Linked DNA regions of Homo sapiens: region 2 is linked to region 1. Evidence: chromatin contacts called from ENCODE Hi-C or POLR2A ChIA-PET data. All regions are on one chromosome and are shown on one strand. Each heading gives the region's core, a stretch centred on a gene start or an enhancer-like site at or near the end of the contact. The rest is flanking DNA. Distances are from core to core; before and after follow the strand shown. Region 1 holds the start of B4GALT5 (beta-1,4-galactosyltransferase 5). Region 2 has its middle 29 kb from the start of TRERNA1.

Evidence for each region. Hi-C counts contacts between places; a loop is a spot of excess contacts on that map. ChIA-PET counts read pairs that join two places held with the same protein, here RNA polymerase II (POLR2A). Pooled maps may share reads with other maps.
Region 2: a pooled map shows a loop between it and region 1 (3-fold over the local background). The contact joins the enhancer-like site here to the promoter of B4GALT5 in region 1. A Hi-C loop is called at or near these places in 2 of 50 pooled maps. POLR2A ChIA-PET finds 5 or more read pairs at or near these places in 4 of 52 experiments (A673, GM12878, K562 and 1 more).

What each region holds. Positions count from the first base shown.
Region 1 is chr20:49,709,328-49,715,800 of GRCh38, forward strand. B4GALT5 (beta-1,4-galactosyltransferase 5) reads right to left here and starts at 4,551. Exons shown (of 9, transcript NM_004776.4): 1 at 4,249-4,551. The coding sequence starts at 4,363. RefSeq lists silencers at 4,024-4,143, 4,434-4,763.
Region 2 is chr20:50,067,456-50,073,715 of GRCh38, forward strand. No RefSeq gene overlaps it. Among named protein-coding and RNA genes, the nearest start is that of TRERNA1, 29 kb to the left of the region's middle. RefSeq lists a silencer at 3,865-4,104 and enhancers at 5,601-6,110, 6,111-6,260. Within about 2 kb of position 3,961, at least 3 of the 41 ENCODE cell types and tissues checked have a DNase peak (open chromatin) inside an H3K27ac peak, as active enhancers do.

The DNA of each region.
Region 1 (6,473 bases), core at 3,301-5,800:
AAGAGAAGGGACATCACATTTTTATGCAACATTATTACCTTGCTCCTTATCAAATCCACCACTTTCTCTCTTTCACTCTCTCACTTTCTGTCCCAACCTTCTCCTTTTAAATTGCTGATATAAAACACTACTTCCAAAATTAACAATACAAACACAACTCCCGGCCAGGCACGGTGGCTCACGCCTGTAATCCTAGCACTTTGGGAGACTGAGGTGGGTGGATCACTTGAGGTCGGGAGTTCGAGACGAACCTGGCCAACATGGTAAAACCCCATCTCTACTAAAAATACAAAAATTAGCCAGTGGTGGCAAGCGCCTATAATCCCAGCTATTCTGGAGGCTGAAGCAGGAGAATCCTTTGAACCTGGGGGGCAGAGGTTGCAGTGAGCTGAGATCACACCATTTCACTCCAGCCTGGGCAAAAGAGCGAAACTCCGTCTCAAAAAAAAAAAAAAAATTCCAACGAAGTCGTATTTTTAAAACATTAAATGGATCAAATGGTATTATTATAGTAGCTGAGGGCATTTTATATTTTTTGCAAACACACTATTAATAGTCTTATTTAGTAATTTTCCTCATATCCAATTTTCTATGTGAGATGGTACCCCATTTCACGGATGACTCTCAAGTCCAAGAAAAGTTTCCTTTGCTCTTAGAATACGGGTCACCCACATTAAGTGGCATTAGAGCTCAAAAATACTAAGTTAATGGTTAGGCTGAAATTTTGGCTGGGTTACAGTATACATGGACAATTCATAACATTTATAGCTACATGATTTTTCTTATTTCAAATTCAAGTCTACTATTTCTGAATCTCTTGGAGTGATGATATCTCTAGCCCTTGAGCACAATGTAGCCACAGGGTATACAAAGCAAATCAAAAGCAAGCACTGGAAAAAGTTAAACCTAGAAGGAAATATAAGTCCAATAATTCCACTGTGCCAGAAAACAGAATTGTCATTGGGAAATTTATTAAAGTGAACTACATGAAACTGCTGATATACAACTGTTTTTGACCTGCAAAAACAGAAATTTCATATGGCTCAACCTAATGTTATTTTCTGTTATTTTCTCTCTCTTTTTTTTTTTTTTGTGTGTGTGTGTGTGTATGAGACAGAGTCTCACTCTATCACCCAGGCTGGAGTGCAATGGCGCAATCTCGGCTCACAGCAACCTCTGCCTCCTGGGTTCAAGTGATTCTCCTGCCTCAGCCTCCTGAGTAGCTGGGATTACAGGCACCTGCCACCACGCCCGGCTAATTTTTGTATTTTTAGTACTGACAGGGTTTCACCATCTTGGATAGGCTGGACTTGAACTCCTGACCTCATGATCCACCCACCTTAGCCTCCCAAAGTGCTGGGATTACAGGTGTGAGCCACCACACCCAGCCAACCTAGTATTATTTTCTAAGCTCATTTTAATAACTATTCAAATAAGGTCTTCATAACCCAAGGAACACAAAACAACCTTCTATTTCTCCAGATTGCCTTAACCTTGAAAAAATTTGCCGCCCCACTGTCCAAAGCTAGACATTCTAAAAATTTAAGTTCAACAGAGCCTGTGCATCATAGTGAGATCCTGTCTCTACAAAAAACTGTTTTAAAAGTTAGCCAGGCAGGGTGGCATGTACCTGGAGTCCCAGCTACTCAGGAGGCTGAGGGAGGAGGATCCCTTGTGCCCAGGAGATCAAGGCTGCAGTAAGCTATGAGCATCACTGCACGACAGCCTGGGCAACAGAGACTCTCTATCAAAAAAAAAAAAAAAAAATTAGTAGGAAGGGCAAACAGCTAAATGTAACTACTCCACATCCTTTTTTTATTGTTCCCCTTTCTCACGAACAAAATTTCCATCCTAAGTAGAATTCCCCTTCAGAAGGCTTACATTCAAGGGGATACAGTACTAATGAAAATGTAAGTGCTCTGCCTCTTTTTCAGCTATCAGTGATATAGGATTCTAGGCATGGCAGTAGCACATCGCTTTACACAGGGGTTCCACTGACCTAAAAATCTACTGTTGAGGAATCTTAATTAAATTGATAAGTTCCATTTCTGTTGAAGAATCTGGCTTCTAACCTTTCTATCAAAAGGGTGATTACCATCCCAGTGGGATATAGTTTTCCATTTAGATATAGCTGATTTATGGACTCAGACCAGAAGTACCTGTCACTTTCACAAAAGGAGAAAAAAAGGATTATGGCTCTAAGACTGCCTCTAGGTCCAAATCCCATCTTTTCACACCCATTTTTATTAGAGTCTAATAGCCAACATGCTAATGAACTCTTTTCTCAGTTAATTCCACTAATTAGTTATCTCTTCTTGTTCTGCCAGAATCCCAACCCTTTTACAATCTACTCATCAAATCCATCAGGCCACATATTATGCCTTCCTAGAGGAACACTTTTCGTGATGACACTTTGTAAACAAGGCAATCTGATGCTGCCTGTTCTATCTTCCCAGATCTAGTTGATAGTTCAAAACATCAACATTAACCACAAGTAAAATATGCTTAAAAAATAATCAGGAGACGATCTCCTGCTCTATCTGGAAATTTCTCTATTCAGCTAGTTCTGCGTTGACAGGTCAACAGAGAATGGCACTAGTTATTGCTACAATCCTAAAAGGCATTTCCCTACAGCTAAACCATCAACCCTTTCCTAAAATCCATATAATCCAAAATTTTTCTAGCAGAATTTACTCTCCCTGCCCCTACCCCAGCAGCATCTTCTGATCATTTTTCACCATAAACTGAGGTTTCCTCATAGTGATGCCAAGTCAGGCAAACACATTCCTTAAGCGTTCCACCTAACTCCCTTCTTCCTGGAAGTTACATGTAATAGCTGCCTTTATTTACTTATTTTTAAAACTCTTCAAGCACCAGGTACAGTGGTAAGTGCTTTTAAAGAACATGTATCTACTTCCATCCTTAACACTGTATGAGATTGGGACTCACATTCCCATTTTACAGAGGAGAAATGCAAAGGCTTAGTAACCTGCCCAAGGTCATACAGGGCAGAGATTGGAATCCAAGTCTGACCTCTGTGTCCTCCGCTCTTAACCTTCATGCTGTCTTTCCTTCTGATCTCTTCCTGTCCTAACTGGTGCCCTGTGGTCTTATAAAAGACTATGCTTGGGGCAGGCGGGGGAGGGGTGGGAGGGTCAGTTTCTCCAGAGACCGCCTTTCCTTTAAAGGATAAGACTTTGAAAAGAAGGAGTACCCATTACATCTTTCCTCCATGCTCCCCCTTCTCACCTGGTACCATTTCCCAAAGGCCCCAATCATATCCCCTTCTCTACGGACAATTTAAACTTCTCCTTTGTCCGCAGAGCAGGCACTATCCAATACTGAAGAACCACACCATCTACCCTCAAGGCTAGGAGAGGGCAGAAGTGGAAGAAAGAACACAGACAGCACCCCTTCCCCAGGTCTTCAGTTGAGAAAGAAGCTGTGGCTGAAAGTCTGGGGGGCTGGGGGCAAAGGTGACAAGGATGTGCCCTTGTGGGTACGCGAGGTGGGGGGGGGGGAGATGGGGAAGAGGCATGGGACGCTCAGGGGATTAGCAGGAGATTGAATGGGGGTGGACCTCTGTAAGGGGAAGGGGGGTGCCACCGGCAGGCAGAGAGATCAGGCCACTGAAGAGGTGAACGTGAGTTAGGGAGGAGGACCTGGAGGTGGATGTAATAGGGGAAGTAGAGGAAGAAAGGGGAGGGAGGGGGCTCACGGGAGCAGGAAACGATGGAGTCATGGGGAGTGGGGGAGGATGGATGGGAGCTAGAAGGTGGGGCGGCCTGGGACCCGGGCACATGGGCTCGGCGAAGAGCGGGCGCGCCGCGGGGGACTGGGGTGCGGGGAATGCCGGGAATGGGGGTTCGAGGAGACCCCGGGGAAGGGAAGGGGAAGCGGGAGTTCTCGAGCAGAGGAGCGGGAAGTGGGAGTTCCAGCGAGGCAAGAGCGGGAAGGGGGTTCCGGAGCAAGGGGCGGGCGTGAAGGTACAGTCGGGTTCGCGAGGGTGGCGTTAGGAGGGGCGGGGTGGGCCGGAGGCTGGCGCGGGAGAGGGATCCCGGGCGCCTGTTGGGGTGCGGAGGGCAGGAATGTCCTGGCGTCCCCGAGAGCCGGGCCAGGACTCCGGAGTCTTCGGAGGACCAGGCTCAGGGCCGCCTCCCGGCCGGGGCCCCTTAGGGAGGGGCGGGGATTCCCCGGGTCCCTCAAGGCCAGAGCGGCAGCCGCCGCGGTCCCAAGCCCCCTTCCTACCTATGCCGGGCGCCACATAGACGAAGTACAGCAGCGAGGACGAGAGAGAAAAGAAGAAGAGCGCGGCGAGCAGCGAGCGGCGCGGCAGCCGCAGCAGCCCCCGGCGGGCGCGCATGCTGCAGCCAGGCGGCCGCTAGAGAGCCAGGCCGGGCCTGCTCCCGCAGCTCCCCGTCCGCCGCCTCCTGGGCCGCCGCCGCCACCGCCTGGGCCTCGGCCACCGCCTCCCGGGCCTCGCGGGCCGCCACTCGCCGCCGCCGCCGCCTCGCCGCTCCCAGCCGCCGGCCGTCGCGGGCCGGGCCACATGAAGCGGGCGGGGGCCAGAGCGGCCCCGAGCGGGCGCAGCGGCGGGGGCGGAGGCGGGGCGCACGCGCGGGAGGCGGGGCCAGTGCCGCCGGGCACCGTCGCAAAAGACCCGCGCGCTTGCGCTCGCCGCCGACCCTCGCTCGGCGCCCACAGCAGCCCGCATGGAGTAATCGCCAAATGGCGACAGACCCTCTCCCAGTGCGGCCACCGCCCAGGCTTTCGGGGAATGTCTCCCAAGTGCTCCGCGCTAGCTCGTCCCCCATCTCGGGGGCCAAGGGGCCATCTACAAAGTCTGACTCATCTCGTTGCCCACTGCAGCAGAAGAGTGGGGACTGCAAGGCTTGGGGGTTCGGCCTGGTATACACCCTCATTCATTCATTCATTCATTCATTCAATTCACCATTTATTTATTGAATGCCAGACACAGTTGTTGGCGCTGGGCATGCTACAGAGAAAAAAAACGATAAAAATCTCTGTCTACTTGAAACTTACATTATGTGAGAGATAAAAGAAACAAATCAGCTAGTAATATCAGGTACTGGTAACACATATGAATACGATAAAACAGGAGGATGTATTGCAGGCAGGCTGGAGTGGTCAAGGAAGGCCTCACTGAGCAGTGACACGAACTGAGATATAAAAGGGTGAGAAAGCGCCAGCTTTTTTGAATAAGCTGGGGAAAAAGCAGTCATACCAGGGGGAACAGCAGGTGTAAAGGCCCTGAGGTAGGAAAAGGGCTGATCTGCCCCCGAGTTGAATCCAAGGCCAACATGGATAAAATCCAGTGAAGTAGGGGGGGAAATAGGGATGAGCTTGGAGCTGTAGTCAGGGATCCTACTGTATCAGAAATAGCATAATGATAACAATTGTCAATGTCTCTAGACTTCTGCTGAGAAACATGGACTTCACTCATGCCATGAAATTCCCCCACCAGTCTTGAGATGTGTGCTGTTATTATTACTATCATACAAATGAGGAAACTGAGGTTTCTAGATGGAAAGGCAATTCACCCAAGCCTTGCAGTAAGGGCTTAAATCAAAACTGGCCTGTCTCCCATGTCAGGCCCTTGACCTCTAGGTTGTAACTGTCTCAGCAGTCTGTATGACCTCTAATTCTTATCCTGCAGGCAAATCGGTATCCTATCCCCATCACCTGGGTATGGGACCATATCCAAAAAAATGCTTTCAGATCAGCATCAGCTCAAAGGACCTCAGAAGGCAATGAACAGTCCTAGAAATTTATGGCAAGAAGCAGTAGCCTCAAGGAGCTGGACTGAGGAGGCCAGTGTCCCTGTGTAGACATATCTGAAACTAGGGTACTGTCTTGGAATGCCAGAAGCAGTGGGGAGGGGAGAGGACTTTGCAGGGATTCTGTGAGAATCAACAATAATTCTGATTTATATTCCTAAAGTGATTTCTACTTTTTACAGTGTTTCTTTGATCCTTTAAGTGGGGAGTCTAGAGCCACACTGCCCAGGTTCTCTGACTCCCAGCTTTTCCATTGTTAGCTGTGTGACCTCACGCAAGTTAAACTCTCTGTGCCTCGGTAAAATGGAGGAGGTTATTAGCAACCTCATCAGGTTGTTGCGAGGATTTAAGTAATACATGCAAAGTGCACATAGTAAGAGTGCTTAGCTGTCACCTAATTCAATACCCCTGGAGAATGGTATGGTGGAAGAGAAGAGGCTTAAACGATCAAAAAGGAAAGCAGAGAATTTTGACTCAGATAGATGTGAGTTCAAATCTCGGCTTGGCATCTCCTGGCTGTGTGACTCTGGGAAAGTCACTTACCTCTCTGAGCTTCTCTATTCATCACCTGTGAATCGGACCCAGTGCTGCCCACCCCACGGGGATGTGATGTGGATTCGATGAAATAGTGCAGGTAAGGCCCTGGACCAGAAATCCCAGACTAGCCGGAATCAT
Region 2 (6,260 bases), core at 2,711-5,210, 360 kb after region 1:
TCTCTGCAGGAAGCTAGAGGGAAGCTAGAGGTAAAAACCTGGAGCACATGCGTCCCTCCTCTGCAATGGTTCCCATCTCCCTTGGAGAAAAAGATGGATCTTTGAAAGGCCCTGTAGGATCTGCCCCACCACTACCCCTCCCCCACCCCATCTCCTAAGCCTCCTCCTCCCTCCCTGACCCTGTACTCTGCTCCAGCCACACTGGCCTCCTGGTTGTTTCTCCAACAAATTAGGCATGCTCCTGCCTCACGGCATTTGCACTGGCTGCTTCCTCTGCAGGACACATTCTTCCCCCAGATGTCCACATGCCTCACTCCCTCACCTCCTGCAGGTCTTTGCTCAAATGCCACTTCTCAAGCATCAGGCACCTGCCCCCATTCCAATTTTCAATGGCACCTCTGCCCCACCCCATCCCCTATCCCCCTCCCTGCCTTGTTTCCCTCTATAGCATTTATCACCATCTCATCTTCTACATGGTTTACTTTTTCATCTGTTTACTGTTTCTCCCTAGTCCTTTGCCCTGACTGTCACCATTCCCAGAACATCCATTTCACGAGGGCCGCGTTTTCTGACTATTTTGTTCCCCGCTGTGTCTGCTGGGCCTAGGGCAGTGCTGGGCACACGGTAGCTGCTCATTAAATATCTGTGGAATGGGCAGCTCTGGAGTGTGGATACCAACATGCCCCTGGTGAAGCGGGAGCTCTAGGATTTGGAATCAGCCTGTAAGCTGTAGAGGGCAGTGCCCTTTGGATGGCACAGCCAGGTAGGCATGTTCCCAGCAGGGGTTTGTGGGAAACGGCTGTGGAGGGTCCTGGTGTCTACAGTCAGATTCCCAGGGCAGGATGCTGACAGATGGGCCATGGCACGATGGGGAGGCCAGGTGGTGTGGCTGGGTCCGGCTTTAAGCCTCTGGCCACCGTGTCAGGTTTGTAAAGCAAAGGGTCAGGAAGGCACCAAGGGCAGTGTGGCCGGAAGTGAACGGCCCAGGCTTCTGGGAAGAAAAAGAATTACATTCCAAGGAACCCATGGCTTGGGCGCCTGAGCCACTGGGGGCAGGGAAGAGTATGAAAGAGGCAGGGCTGGCGTGGGCAGATGGTGGCCTTGCCTGAGGTTCAGAGTGGTCAGGTCTGTAGGTCAGGGTGACCCTGGAGAGCTGGGATTTGGACCAGGTCAGGGGAAGTGTCCCCCAGATTGTGAATGGCTGGGGCGTGGCAGCCAGTCCACAGCTCCTGCTGCTGTTGGGAGGGGAGACCCCCACTCTGGGCTGGGGTGCAGCTCAGGGAGCCCCGGAGCTGACTGAGCCACTTCCTTGTGCCAGGCGGTGTCCATGTCCACCCCCAGGGCGAGATGTGGGCAACCAAGCCAAGAGAGGGGGCTGCCAAGGCCACAAGCTCATCCATGTGTCCATTTATCCATCTGTCCATTTATCCATCTGTCCATTTATCCATCTGTTTACAGAGTGTCTATTGCATGCCATGTGCTGCAGACTCTTTTTTGAGACAGAGTCTAGCTCTGTTACCCAGGCTGGAGTGTAGTGGCATGATCTCGGCTCAGTGCAACCTCCACCTCCCAGGTTCAAGCGATTCTCCTGCCTCAGCCTCCTGAGTAGCTGGGATTACAGGTGCCCACCACCATGCTCAGCTAATTTTTGCATTTTTAGTAGAGACAGGGTTTCGCCATGTTGGCCAGGCTGGTCTCGAACTCCTGACCTCAGGTGATCCACCTGCCTCGGCCTCCCAAAGTGCTGGGATCACAGGTGTGAGCCACTGCGCCCAGCCCCTGTGCTGTGGACTTAATGTGATAATGTGACTTGCATCTTACCGCCCAGGGCCTCTGCTCTTGCTGTTCTCTTGGCCTGGAACAATACCTACCAGACTCCAGGGCTGGCAGCTCCTCCTCACTTGGGGTCACCTCCTCCAAGAGGCCCCCTGCCCACTGCTGCCTGCCTGCCCTCTGTTCCTTTACTTGGGTATGTGCTGAACGCCTGGAAAAGAACCTAGTGCATTTCCTTCTTTGTCTGTTGTCTAACTCCCCCATTCAAATATCAGCTCCACGAAGGGAGGGTTTTGTCTCATCACTGCATGTCCCTACACACGGTATTTGGCACACAGTAAACACTCAATGAATGCTTGTTGAATGAATGAATGGACAAATGAACAAATGGAAGCTCTACTGGGGAAGCTCAGGGATGGAGACTGGCTCCTAACCCAGAGGGAGGGGATGTCCTGGGTAGCGCAGTCCTGGAAGATGCAGTCACTGGTAAACTGAAGCCTAAAGAAGCTCAGGCAGGCAGGTGAAGAAACCAGGGGGATGGTTTTGTTTCAAAACACCTTCCTCCAAGGGAGGAAGAGGTGAGCTACCTCCAAGGTTGCTCAGAGGTGGAAACTGTGATTAAAAATAAAAAAGGCGGCCAGGCATGGTGGCTCATGCCTGTAATCTCAGCACTTTGGGAGGCCAAGGTGGGCGGATCACCTGAGGTCAGGAGTTTGAGACCAGCCTGGGCAATATGGTGAAACCCCATCTCTACTAAAAATACAAAAAGTAGCCGGGTGTGGTGGTGCACACCTGTAGTCCCAGCTACTTGGGAGGCTGAGGTAGAAGAATCGCTTGAACCCGGGAGGTGGAGGTAGCAGAGAGCCGAGATAGCGCCACTGGACTTTAGCCTGGCGACAGAGCAAGACTCCATCTCAAAATAAATAAATAAACAAATAAGGCTAGAAGTGGTGGCTCACGCCTGTAATTCCAGCACTTTGGGAGGCCAAGACGGGAGGATCGCTTGAGGCCAAGGGTTCAAGACCAGCCTGGGCAATATAATGAGACCCTGGCTCTACAAAAACAAACAAAGCCTTTAATTCATTGCTACCATAAAAATCGAGACATTTCACTACATCCTGATGTCCCTGTCTCTCTTGAAGACTTGGAAGATTTGGCCATGTGGGCCAGCATTCTAGAGGCAAAGGTGGTCAGTCCTGTGTTCTCCACAGCCCCTATCAGGTCCTTGAGGTATGTGAGCTTCAAAGCCTTGTATTCACAGCATGACCCCCACTACCCCCACCTGCTGGGTGACCTTGGACAACCCTTTCTGAGTCTCAGCTGGTCCTTGGCAAAAAATGGGTTGGAGGCCAGGCATGGTGGCTTACGCCTGTAATCCCAGCACTTTAGGAGGCCAAGGCAGGAAGATCACTTGAGCCCAGGAGTTTGAGACCAGCCGGGGCAACACAGCGAGACCCTGTCTCTACTAAAAAAAATTTTTTTTTTTTGAGACTGAGTCTCGCTCAGTCACCCAGGCTGCCGTGCGGTGGCGTGATCTCAGCTCACTGCAAGCTCGCCTCCCGGGTTCACGCCATTCTCCTGCCTCAGCCTCCTGAGTAGCTGGGACTACAGGCACCCGCCACCACGTCCGGCTAATTAAAAAAAAAAATATTTTTTAATTGGCCAGTGGCCTGCACCTGTAGTCCCAGCTACTCAGGAGGCTGAGGCAGGAGGATTGCTTGAGGAGGAGGTTGAGGCTGCAATGAGACTTGATCATGCCACTGCACCCCAGCCTGGGTGACAGAGTGAGACCCTGTCTCTAAATGAATAAATAATTAGTTGGGCGTGGTGGCGCCCACTTGTAGTCCCAGCTACCCGGGAGGCTGAGGAAGGAGAATCGCTTGAGGCCAGGAGTTGGAGGCTGCAGTGACCCGTGATCGCATCACTGCACTCCAGCCTGGGCGACAAGAGACCCTGTCGCAAAAAAAAAAAAAAAAAAGAAAGAAAGAAAGAAAGAAAAAGGGTTGGAAGCGCACTGGGGGAAAAAGCTTGCCCACTCCGCTTTGGGAGCCTCCAGCAGGCTCCCGCTGTGCCAAAGGCACACACCCAGATGTCCGGTGGTCCACCCCTGCCCCGGCGGTCACGCCTGTCCCCTCCTCCAGCCCCAGCCTCGGGTCGGCTGAGAGATGACGCGTGGCCCGGCCCAGCCGGAGCGTTGGTCCCTAGAGCGCTAGCGCCCTCTGCTGGCCAAGGGCGGGCGTGCAGGCCCGAGCCAGAACGGGGAAGCCGGGCGCCAGGAGAGCGGGGAGGAGCTTCACTCTTCTGGTCGGTGAGATGGGGAAGAGCAATAGCGAATACATAAGCAGAATACACCGAAAGGAAAGGAAAGAACAATAGCGAAATAACATTTACGGAGGGGTGCTCCGTGCCGAGGACTGCAAGAAGCCCACACCATGTAAAACCACACGTAATCCTTAGAATAACCCGGCGAAATGGCAACGGAAACGCACAGAGAGGTTAAGGAGCCCTCCCGGGGCCACACAGCTGGTAGTGGAAACGGCTGACTCCTGGGCCTGCACTGGCATCCACCGAGGCGGAGAGAGGATGTGAAGGTGTCACCTCCGCTCATTCACTCATGCATGGCCTTCCAGCCAGCCATTCACCCATTCACAAGTATTCACTGAACACCTACTGTATGCCCAACATTGTGTGAGATGGCAGGAACACAGCCGTGAACACAATTGGCCTCATCCCTACCCTCTTGAAGCTGACATTTTAGTGGGGGTGGGAGGGGGCAGATAATAAACATGAATATATCATTAACAGCTGGGCCAGAGGCCAAAGGATAAACCTGTATGCGCTCGCTGATGTTACTCAGGCTCCTACCCCAACATGATTTTTTGCCGCATCTGAGCCCTACCTGTACTTTTACTTGACATTTGCTCCTAGATAATTGGTTTTTACTTAAGTGTATATATATATGTGTATATCTATATCTATATCTATATCTATGTATATGTTTATTTATTTATTGAGACAGAGTCTCGCCGTGTTGCCCAGGCTGGAGTGCAGTGGCACAATCACGGCCCACTGCAACCTCCACCTCTTGGGCTCAAGCGATCCTCCCACCTCAGCCTCCCGAGTAGCTGGGACTACAGGTGTGCAACACCATGCCCAGCTAATTTTTGTATTTTTTGTAGAGAGGGGGTTTTGCCGTGTTGCCCAGGCTGGTCTCAAACTCCTGGACTCAAGTGATCTGCCCACCTTGGCTTCCCAGAGTGCTGGGATTACAGGCATGAACCACTGTGCCAAGACAAAGTTGCTGGGTTTTTTTTGTTGTTTGTTTGTTTTTTGAGATGCAGTCTCACTCTGTCTCCCAGGCTGGAGTGCAGTGGCACAATCTCGGCTCACTGCAACCTCCGTCTTCCAGATTCAAGTGATTCTCCTGCCTCAGCCTCCCTAGTAGCTGGGATTACAGGCACGCACCACCATGGCCAGCTAATTTTTGTATTTTTAGTAGAGTCGGGGTTTCACCATGTTGGCCAGGCTGGTCTCAAACTCCTTGACCTCAAGTGATCTGCCCACCTGGGCCTCCCTAAGTGCTGGGATTACAGGCATGAGCCACCGTGCCCGCCTGCCGAAGGGTATTTTTAAAAGGGAATTTCGGCATGGTGAAACTCTGTCTCTACTAAAAATATAAAAATTAGCCGGGCATGGTGTTGCGCACCTGTAGTCCCAGCTACTTGGGAGGCTGAGGTGGGAGAATCGCTTGAACATGGGAGGCAGAGGCTGCAGTGAGCCGAGATCGCGCCACTGCACTCTGGCCTGGGCCACAGAGCGAGACTCCATCTCAAAAAAAAAAAAGGGGGGGTGGTGGGAAATCTCATATCACCACACCTACCCAACCAGTATCAGTTGTCACCTATCAGACAGCATCCTGGACTGAGGGTGAGGTATTGACATCACTGTTATATTAATCAATGTCCTTGGCATGCCACATCAGTTCCCCTGGTTCCTGGCAGGGGCACTAGAATCTCCCACTGGGAACCCCAAGATGAAGCCAGCCCCAGGGCCAGGCCTAGGGAATGAAGGTGCCATCAGCTTCTGAAGAAGGTGGGTGGCCTCTCCAGGATCCTCCAAGCCACTGTGGCCTGTGCTTTCTCTGGATTCTGCTGGTGACCCTGAAGAATCTGAGGCACAGGCCTTCCCTGGCCAATCAGAAAGCAGTGGCTTCCATCTTAGCTTCCTGCCCACCATGGACAACCCTGGGTCGTGGAACCCCCGTCTGCTCTCTTTCATGGCTGGCAATGGGTGTAAGGGGGACTTGCTCAGATCTGATTCTCAAAATTCCTGCCAGGGAAGGCCAGGCTTCTGAGCCAGTCCATCTGTTGCCCCCTGACCCAGCCACCCAGCTTCCCTGCATGCAGGGCAGAGGGAACAGGAGGCCCCACGGGGCCACTGGGACCCCTCCCTTGTCACTGCCAGTGGCCTCACAGGTCCATGTGACC